Linked DNA regions of Homo sapiens: region 2 is linked to region 1. Evidence: chromatin loops called from intact Hi-C (ENCODE). Cell type or tissue: A673. All regions are shown on one strand. Each heading gives the region's core, and the rest is flanking DNA. Links, peaks and the distances in the headings are about the cores only.

Region 1 (5,392 bases), core at 274-5,273:
ACAGCAAAAGAAACTACCATCAGAGTGAACAGGCAACCTACAGAATGGGAGAAAACTTTCGCAACCTACTCATCTGACAAAGGGCTAATATCCAGAATCTACAATGAACTCCAACAAATTTACAAGAAGAAAACAAACAACCCCATCAAAAAGTGGGTGAAGGACATGAACAGACACTTCTCAAAAGAAGACATTTATGCAGCCAAAAAACACATGAAAAAATGCTCATTATCACTGGCCATCAGAGAAATGCAAATCAAAACCACAATGAGATACCATCTCACACCAGTTAGAATGGCAATCATTAAAAAGTCAGGAAACAACAGGTGCTGGAGAGGATGTGGAGAAATAGGAACACTTTTACACTGTTGGTGGGACTGTAAACTAGTTCAACCATTGTGGAAGTCAGTGTGGCGATTCCACAGGGATCTAGAACTAGAAATACCATTTGACCCAGCCATCCCATTACTGGGTATATACCCAAAGGACTATAAATCATGCTGCTGGAAAGACACATGCACACGTATGTTTATTGTGGGACTATTCACAATAGCAAAGACTTGGAACCAACCCAAATGTCCAACAATGATAGACTGGATTAAGAAAATGTGGCACATATACACCATGGAATACTAGGCAGCCATAAAAAATGATGAGTTCGTGTCCTTTTTAGGGACATGGATGAAATTGGAAATCATCATTCTCAGTAAACTATCGCAAGAACAAAAAACCAAACACCGCATATTCTCACTCATAGGTGGGAATTGAACAATGAGATCACATGGACACAGGAAGGGGAATATCACACTCTGGGGACTGTTGTGGGGTGGGGGGAGGGGGGAGGGATAGCATTGGGAGATATACCTAATGCTAGATGACGAGTTGGTGCAGCGCGCCAGCATGGCACATGTATACATATGTAACTAACCTGCACAATGTGCACATGTACCCTAAAACTTAAAGTATAATAAAAAAAGAAATATGTAAGCAATAAACAAAAAGTTATGGTTGTGTTCCAAAAAAAAAAAAAAGAAAAAAATCATGATTATCTCAATAGATGCAAAAAAGACCTTTGATAAAATTCAGCATTGCTTCATGTTAAAAATTCTCAATAAACTAGGTATTGATGGAACATATCTCAAAATAATAAGAGCTATTTATGACAAACTTATAGCCAATATTATACTTAATGGGCAAAAGCTGGAAGCATTCCCTTTGAAAAGCAGCCCAAGACAAGGATGTCCTCTCTCACCACTCCTATTCAACACAGTATTGGAAGTTCTGGCCAGGGAAATCAGGCAAGAAAAAGAAATGAAGTGTATTCAAGTAGGAAGAGAGGGAGTCAAATTGTCTCTGTTTGCAGATGACATGATTGTATATTTAGAAAACCCCATTGTCTCAGCCCAAAATCTTGTAAGCTGATAAGGAACTTCAGCGAAGTCTCAGGATACAAAACCAATGTGCAAAAGTCACAAGCAATTCTATACACCAGATTCCTCTATTTCAAAGTCTTGAAATAAGTGCCCTAGAAGCAGACTGATCAAAGAGACACAGCCCAAGTGTTATAGCTCTTTTACAATTTGTCTAGTAGGTTTTCCAGTTTTCACCAGAAAATCCCGCATGGAGAAAAAATAAAAGGTAGACACAACCAAATGTTCTTTGAGGGTCAAACGTTATAGACCCCCGAAGAAATGTCTACCAGGAACCATTTCTGGAATATAGAAATATAGGCTGTGAGCTATATGCACAGATGAGTGGTTCAGCTCATATATGGGTCCAATAAAGACTATCTAGCATTTTCAAATTTAGAGAGGTAAACATGCAAACAGAATCCTAAGAACATTTTAACTATAGCTGAGGTGTACTTTTTTCTTTCCTAGAGTTTAGATGGCTTCCTGATTTATAACAGCTTTGCATGTATTAAGGTTGGCATGACTAGCCACATTGAATCCTAATATAAAATGCTCCACAATAGCATCAGCGTCAGACTAGCCCATATTTGGACTAGCTTTCTTTTTTTAATTTTTTTCTGTTGCAAAGCACATTTTTTTTTCAGTATAAGTCTCTGTGAGATTTATCTTTAAATTGAATGTTTTGCTGTGTAAAGAAGAGTTGAATCCATATTTTGATAATGTTCATTATTCCTTACATCATTGTGTGCCTGCTTAATTTCCAGATTTAATGAGAAAAAAAACTTTTGATAAATTTTAAAGTAAGTTCATTATGACAAATAGCATAACTAGTCCCAAGTTTCCTAAAATTTCTATTTATTTTAATGTGTTGCATGAATATTTTTTAAATGTCTTCCAGACACTATGTTTACCTTCTGGTCAATTTAATTAAGCAAATATTTATGAGGAAATTATATACATAAGAAGCTTTTCAGAATGGTTTTTATTTCAACAAAATAATTTATATGATGCTTATCCTTACCTTGTGGACAATTCTTCTGCAAATTTATGGCTGAGGTCCACATAGTTTGTTCACAATGAGGGTGTTTTATTCCCTCTCATTTCTCTCTCATCTGTGACTTCTTCAAAGCAATTATTGACGCTCAAGTCCATGACTTCCTACCAAAAAGAATGTAATTGGCTAAGACAAATGTTATAGTGAGATAAATCACTGCATTTTGAAAGTCAACCAGAAAGCGACCAGATCCAACTGGGTCACATAGAGAAAAATAGAAAATAACACTTTGAAAATGAAAGCGGAACAAATTTCTAGTTACCTCATCACACATGGTAAAACAGGTTCTGGCATCTGTGTTTTTTATTCTTTCTTTCTTTTCTTTTTTATTTTTTTTGGTTGAGAGGTAGGAGTGAAAACATCTGCCTGTGATACATATTGACCAGAGATATATTGTATTAGTAGCTTTCTGTTGCAAATTTTGTGGCAATTTAAGCACCAGAAATCAACAGTTTAGTGTCTTGGAGAAATTGGTGTCTTCCTTCCTTCCTTCCTTCCTTCCTTCCTTCCTTCCTTCCTTCCTTCCTTCCTTCCTTCCTCTCTCTCTCGTTTCTTTCTTTCTCTTGGGGGTTGTTTGAAAAGCTGATTCATAATTGGAACAAAAACTGAAGGAATTGTGGTCAATATCAACTAGGAAGATTATTTGCTTCCAATCTCTGTAAAATATAGCTCATCATTTTAAGATTAGTGATCTGTTAATAATCATTTGCTCTGGAATCTTGACTGTGTCTTCATAAACTTACAAAGTACAAATATAATGATTGCCATTCTAACTGGTGTGAGATGGTATCTCATTGTGGTTTTGATTTGCATTTCTCTGATGGCCAGTGATGATGAGCATTTTTTCATGTGTTTTTTGGCTGCATAAATGTCTTCTTTTGAGAAGTGTCTGTTCATGTCCTTCACCCACTTTTTGATGGGGTTGTTTGTTTTTTTTCTTGTAAATTTGTTTGAGTTCATTGTGGATTCTAGATATTAGCCCTTTGTCAGATGAGTAGGTTGCGAAAATTTTCTCCTATTTTGTAGGTTGCCTGTTCACTCTGTTGGTGGTTTCTTCTGCTGTGCAGAAGCTCTTTAGTTTAATTAGATCCCATTTGTCAATTTTGTCTTTTGTTGCCATTGCTTTTGGTGTTTTAGACATGGAAGTCCTTGCCCATGCCTATGTCCTGAATGGTAATGCCTAGGTTTTCTTCTAGGGTTTTTATGGTTTTAGGTCTAACATTTAAGTCTTTAATCCATCTTGAATTGATTTTTGTATAAGGTGTAAGGAAGGGATCCAGTTTCAGCTTTCTACATATGGCTAGCCAGTTTTCCCAGCACCATTTATTAAATAGGGAATCCTTTCCCCATTTCTTGTTTTTGTCAGGTTTGTCAAAGATCAGATAGTTGTAGATATGCAGCGTTATTTCTGAGGGCTCTGTTCTGTTCCATTGATCTATATCTCTGTTTTGGTATCAGTACCATGCTGTTTCGGTTACTGTAGCCTTGTAGTATAGTTTGAAGTCAGGAAACAACAGGTGCTGGAGAGAGTATGGAGAAATAGGAACACTTTTGCACTGTTGGTGGGACTGTAAACTAGTTCAACCATTGTGAAAGTCAGTGTGGCGATTCCTCAGGGATCTAGAAACAGAAATACCATTTGACCCAGCCATCCCATTACTGGGTATATACCCAAAGGACTATAAATCATGCTGCTATAAAGACACATGCACACGTATGTTTATTGTGGCATTATTCACAATAGCAAAGACTTGGAACCAACCCAAATGTCCAATAATGATAGACTGGATTAAGAAAATGTGGCACATATACACCATGGAATACTATGCAGCCATAAAAAATGATGAGTTCATGTCCTTTGTAGGGACATGGATGAAATTGGAAATCATCATTCTCAGTAAACTATCGCAAGAACAAAAAACCAAACACCGCATATTCTCACTCATAGGTGGGGATTGAACAGTGAGAACACATGGACACAGGAAGGGGAACATCACACTCTGGGGACTGTTGTGGGGTCAGGGGAGGGGGGAGGGATAGCTTTGGGAGATATACCTAATGCTCGATGACGAGTTAGTGGGTGCAGCGCACCAGCATGGCACATGTATACATATGTAACTAACCTGCACATTGTGCACATGTACCCTAAAACTTAAAGTACAATAATAATAAAAATAAATAAATAAAAAAATAAACATGATATTAAACATCAAAAAAACAAAGTACAAATATAAAACTGAGAAATATTTTGAAAAAATTTTGAAAACATAAATGATAAAATAATACCTCTTTAAAAAGTTTAGCATAAAACCTTTTTTAAAAGTTTCAAAGTATCTTTTTTTAATATTTGAAAGTTACTTAGAGGACATTATATATTATGTTATATCTTTTGCTTTTAATACTTTTTATTTGGCTTTCATGTTAAAATATAATGTTCAAATAAAAATTTGATTTTTTTCTTATAAATATTTCACTTTAATGTGTATGTCATCAATTAGGAGAATATTTACCAAACCCAAGACTATAGATATATACCATACAAGTAAATATGAAATAAGGAGATTTTGTTGCTATTTAATGTTATCAAACTTACAGGTTGTTCTTCAGGCCCACATTTCTTTTCCACAATTGGTGTGTGTGGAATGCTGTCCTTTCTTTGTACTCATGGTAATTTAATTTTTCATACTCGTCTCCTTGTATTCATTCTAGAATACTTTCACTCTCTTCTCATAAAGCACAGGAAATGATCAACAAAATGAAGAGACAATGCACAGAATGGGAGAAAATATATGCAAACTACCCATCTGACAAGGAATTAATAACCAGAATATATAAGGAGCTCAAACAACTCTATAGGAAAAAAATATATAATAATCTGATAAAAATCGACAAAAGATTTGAGCCGGGCATGGTGGCTCACGCCTGT
Region 2 (5,392 bases), core at 265-5,264, 410 kb after region 1:
TCATATATATATATACACACACTCACACACACACACACACACACATATGTATATATTCCATTAGTTCTATTCCTCTAGAGAACCCTGACTAATACAGTGATCTTATGGGTTGTGTTGCTTTTGCCTTCCTATGGCTATTGGGCTCGTCTAAGTTCCCTCTCAGTAAACCACAGGCTGAAAATTATCTCAAAGCAGTAAGAAAGATTAATTGTAAGGTTGTAAGTTTGACCTTGCTTTTCTTTTTTTTTTTTTCTCTCATATATCACTGCCTTCATTTTCTGAGTCCAGTGTTTTGACAACTGTTTTACGCACTTTGTCTGTTACCTTTTTTGGTTGTTTTAGTTGAGAGGGAAGATATAAATCCTATTACTTTATTTAGGGTAGAAGGAGAAATTCCCGAACCGATTTTCTTTAAGCAAACCAAAGATAAAATTAATTTTTTAAAAAATAATCAGAATTATTATGCATTCCCAGTTAGTGAAATCAATATTTATAAAATATGTTAATTCACATGTATGATATTATAGATTAACTTCTGTTTGCATCTCTTTTCATGAACCATAATCTCTTAGGGCTATTTCTTTTTTATAATTATTTGCAGTACAGCAGTAGCTCTGGAGTTATGGTTAAGTGTGAAATTTTGTACATTTATTACTGATAATACATAAACAAATCATACACTTGTATTAAACAATGTGGTTATTTATAATATTTTCTAATTATCCAGAATCTAAATATATGAATGTGTTCTATTTTCCTTGGATGACTCTTATATATCAGATAAAATAGGGACATTAGAAAAGCTGTTCTCTTGTTTTACTTCAGGTTATCACATATTTTTAGGAATATTTTTGTGATCTATAGGGGAGACTTATAATGTTATGCAGACACACTAACTAATGTAAAAATAACCATTATTTTACAGTAAAATTGGCTAATGCTTCTTATCTAAGTTAGTCTTTCAGATGGTCTGTAAAATATAGCAGTGACTCATTATGTGTTTAAAAAATAATACTTGTTCAAACTCCTTCCATTATCACCTTAAAGTTATAAAAGTCTCTTTTTTAGCAAGCTAAATTTACAAGACATATATATTTCTACTATGTTTTCACATTGGTAAATATAAAAAAAATCTGAATGAAAATTATATTGCTTTAACAGTACTAGATTTCTGGGATATGCAGGAAAGTGCTTTGAAAGTTGTTAGGCAGCATTCATATAATATTGAAAGGAGTTGGTTAGTTTGCCTTAGGTGGACAGCAAGGGAAGGGTCCTCGGGAAATCGCAGCCCATTGCTCAGTGCCTCATCCTCACGTAACATAATAAGCAGCCTGAGGAAAAATTCGAGCTGTAGCATCGATAAGGGAACTAGCACAGGCTGTTGTGCTGGAAGACATGCCCACGGCTACACAGAAATCCTCCAATCCATTTGGATAAAAACTTGCACAAATCTCCAGCTCACTCAGATAAAGGAACAAGGCCTGGCCTAGAAATGCCTTTGTCTTTTGTATAGTCAGTGGGCTCCCAGGAAAAGTTTCTTCTGCATTTGTGGGCATGGGCACAGTGGGTTCCAGTGGGTTCTGGTGGGCGCTCTGTTTTCCTTTGTTGGACTGTAAGTCCAGCCCTTATGAATCATCACTTCAGCCCCTGATTGGTCCTGGGCCAAGGCCTTGGGCCAAACTTAGCGATGCATTCTCCAGACAGCTCATGGCCAAATTTCTTCCCTTTCCCGGTCCATAAAAACCCTGGACTCCAGCCTCATAGGGAGTACTCCCGTTTGGGACCCACTCTCTGCTGGCAAAGAACTTTCTTCTTTTGCTTATTAAACTTTCACTCCAACTTCACTTTTATGTCTGTGCTCCTTAATTTTTTTGGCAGTAGGACAAACAACTCCAGGCGCTACATCTTGGTGAATGGGCCAGGAAGAAGGGAATTCATCAGAAGGGAATTCATCAAGAGTGAATGTTTAACTTTAACCCTTTACTTTAATTTCTGAGGATTCTTGTTTATTTCAATCTTGTTTCCTTTCATGGAGGACCTAGCCATTGTGTGGGGTTGGAAGGATGTCCTAGAGTAACTGAAGATTTCTGGCTGGGGCTACCCCTCAGTGTTATCTGAATGTCCTTAGACTAAGTCCAGTCACTGATGACCCATCAGGATGTCAGCACAAGGACTTCCAGTAGTTTCCTATTGCATTTTCCTTCTTTCTTCTCCCAGATATCATATCTCCTATGCCTGTTTGTTTGTTTGTTTGTTTGAGATGGAGTCTCGCTCTTGTGGCCCAGGCTGGAGTGCAGCAGCATGATCTCAGCTCACTGCAACCTCTGCCTCCCAGATTCAAGCTATTCTCCTGTCTCAGCCCCCTGAATAGCTGGGATTACAGATGCCAGTCCAGCCCCCATGCCTCGCTAATTTTTGTACTTTTGATCGAGATGGGGTTTTGCCATGTTGGCCAGGCTGGTCTTGAACCGTGACCTCAGGTGACCAGCTTGCCTTGGCCTCCCAAAATCTTGGGATTACAGGTGTGAGCCACCACACTCGGCCCTATCCTTTTTTTACGTACAATGTTGCAGGTGTTTTTGCAAACTAGAGATAGAATCTTGTTGGGTGGAGTTAGTCTGTGTCTTAGCAATCAGGAATGTAATACAAAGGGTTGTTGTTTCTGTAACTTCCTAGAAACTGGGCAAAATCAAGATTTCAGTCTAAATTTTCACCTGGTAAGGTCCCTTCTCTCCCTCAATAATAGATATTCATGGCACCCTATGGGAGCAAACTTCACCCTAAGTGTATATTCTCCTCTCCATTTGGGTTGTATTTTCCTTTATATAAGAGCTTAGCATTGTCCAGTGAATTTAAATAGTTCTTTTGGGAGACAAGTTAATTTTATTATGCTGGGGGGAATTCTATAGGGGCAGCCTATCAAACCCTAAACCTCTTTTCCTAAATTTTGCATGAAAAGAATTTGGAGTCTGTTTTTACCTAACATTCTAACCCTACACCGCCACCTAGTGGAAATGGATTTTTTTCCACGGAGAGCCTTGTTAGACCTCTGCCCCAAACCTCTGGTTACTCAATTCTTTTTTCTTCTGCATCCTTCTCTCAGTTATCAGGCCACATGTCCTATTTGTAAACAGAAAAAAAACTTCACTCTCCACAGCCAGGAGGAAGCTATCCTGATAAGACAGATCTTAGCTTCAATAATGTCCCCATCAAAATAGGGGCAGCTATTCAATTTTCATACTCTTTTAAGGCACCTGTTTTGCAATCAATTACATTGGAATTTAAACAAAAAATTAATTTTATGTTTAGAAGTTAATCAGTCCCATTCTGTGGGATTTCAATTTTTTAATGCGGCCATAGCAAGGGAAGTTAAAGATAGTTTTAAAAAACTCCCTCCATTAAAGGGTCTTTTCCAAATCCAACTACTATATAATTTCTCCCAGACCTCTGGGGCACCTCTGGTATCTTTTGGGCTGAGTGAGTCTAGGAATCCAGCATGGTGGAAGGCTAAAGTTTTAAGCAGGTAAGTGTGACCACATTCTGCTGACTAGCTTTTCCAGGACCATGGGTAAAGGTCACTCTTGTAACCATGGGGTGGCACCTATAATGGTCGCCAGGACTCAGAGGAGAGCAGAAAGGAGGAGAAGGGGGACACCATTTCTCTCTTTTCCTGCACCCTGTGTCACACAAAAGGGAGGAAGGCAACTGAGGGATGCCTTGTCTCCCCCCACTTTCTAGATGGGTAACAAACTATCTGCAGTCTGTACACCCCTCGAGTGCATTTTGAATAACTGGAAACATCTTTGACCCTAAGACTCTAAAAAGAAAACAGCTTATATTCTATTGCACAAGGGCATGGCCATCTTACAATGAGAAGGCCTAGCCTTCTTAGGGATGCATTAAATTCAGTAGTATCCAACAACTAGATATTTCTTTACCCTGCAAGACAACCCAGATCCTTGCAAGCATTGTAAAATTAACCCTTACCTCTTGGCAGCCGTGTCAGGAAAGCCTACAAAGGATAATTCCCCAAAGACAGACGCATCCTTGGGGAATGCTTAAATGCAATATCTGGGTGCTCTACCTGCTCCATTTATTTGGGAATCCCAATAGCCAAATCATTAGCTCTTCTGGTTGTGCCACTCAAAAAATTCCCAATTTTGCCTTTGCCCCTCCAGGAAATGCCCAATGAACATGGTGCCACTAGATTCCAAGTTCCCTTCTCATTACAGCACCTTAGACAAAGGAGAATCTAGACAAGTTCTCTAATAACTCTGATATATATATATTATATATATCATATATATGTATATATGTATATATACACATGTATATGTATATATACACGTGTATATATGTATATATATGCCTTTCAAAATTTAACCCAAGTGTTGAATCTTACATTAAGAGTTGGTATACTACTTTTAAGCCAAACCCTGTTTCAGGGAAACAAGAAAACCTACAGGCAGCAAAGATATTCAAAGATGAATAATAGGCAGTCAAAAAAGAAACTCAGTCAAAAGGGGAAACAGGGTAAAATAATAAAGACAGACAGAATCCTCATTCCCAATAGGAAGAGAGTCAGTGCACCTTGAATACCCTAACTGGGGCCCTAGTGACCCCATAAATAAGTGAAAAAAACCCCACTTTCTAATGTGCCTATTAAAAGTCTTGCAAAAAATAAGAAGAACCAGCAAATTAAGCAAACCTCTTAATTAATCTAAACTGTCCTTGTTGAACCAGAAACCAGATGAAAATTCCACTGCCTTTTTGGAAAGGCTGAGAGAAGCTTTAGTAAGACACACCTACTTGTCTCCCAATTTAATAGAAAACAACTTCATTATTCAGGCAGCTCCTGATATCAGAAGAAAGTTGCTGAAACAGGCCCTGTCCAAAGATCTTTCTAGTTTTATTCACCCTCAATTTAATATTTTGCACTATGTAAAAACACTCCCTTCTGTGCCCCAACTGAGGGGGTTTCTCAAGAAGGCACTGAGGTTCTTCTTAATTTTCTAGTATGTAAAGGATAAAAAATTTCCAAATCTAAAACTCAGCTCTGGCAAACTTCGGTTAGATACCTAGGTCTTGTCTTGTCAGAAGGAACCAGAGCATTAGACGAGGAAAAGATTCAGCCTATTTCCTCCTTTCCCCTTCCCCAAACCCTCAAACAGCTAGGAAAATATGGGGGCATCACAGGTTTTTGTAGATCGTGGATACCTCAGTATGGTGAAATAACTCATCCTTTATGCCACCTCATAAAAGAAACTCAAGCAGCTAGAACTCACTCCATAACTTGGCAACCTAAAACTCAAAAGCCCTTAACCAGCTAAAGCAAGTCTTACTTAAAGCATCAGCCCTCAGTCTTCCTATAGGGAAGGTATTTGATCTCTAT

Evidence for each region. Peaks named below come from ENCODE experiments on the same cell type or tissue, not always from the same donor. Only the 100,000 strongest peaks of a DNase experiment are listed, where the experiment ranks them.
Region 2: a loop joins it to region 1, with 9 times the contacts of the local background. A loop is called at or near these places in 2 of 110 quality-filtered maps.

What each region holds. Positions count from the first base shown.
Region 1 is chr3:163,466,432-163,471,823 of GRCh38, reverse strand. It overlaps the pseudogene RNU7-82P. Among named protein-coding and RNA genes, the nearest start is that of LINC01192, 170 kb to the right of the region's middle. In A673, for the core only: no CTCF peak of the experiment used is centred there; DNase peaks (open chromatin) are centred at 1,943, 2,673 and 2,973; H3K27ac peaks cover 3,741 bases.
Region 2 is chr3:163,054,695-163,060,086 of GRCh38, reverse strand. No RefSeq gene overlaps it. Among named protein-coding and RNA genes, the nearest start is that of LINC01192, 250 kb to the left of the region's middle. In A673, for the core only: a CTCF peak has its summit at 3,014 (motif pointing left); a DNase peak (open chromatin) is centred at 3,006; H3K27ac peaks cover 2,858 bases.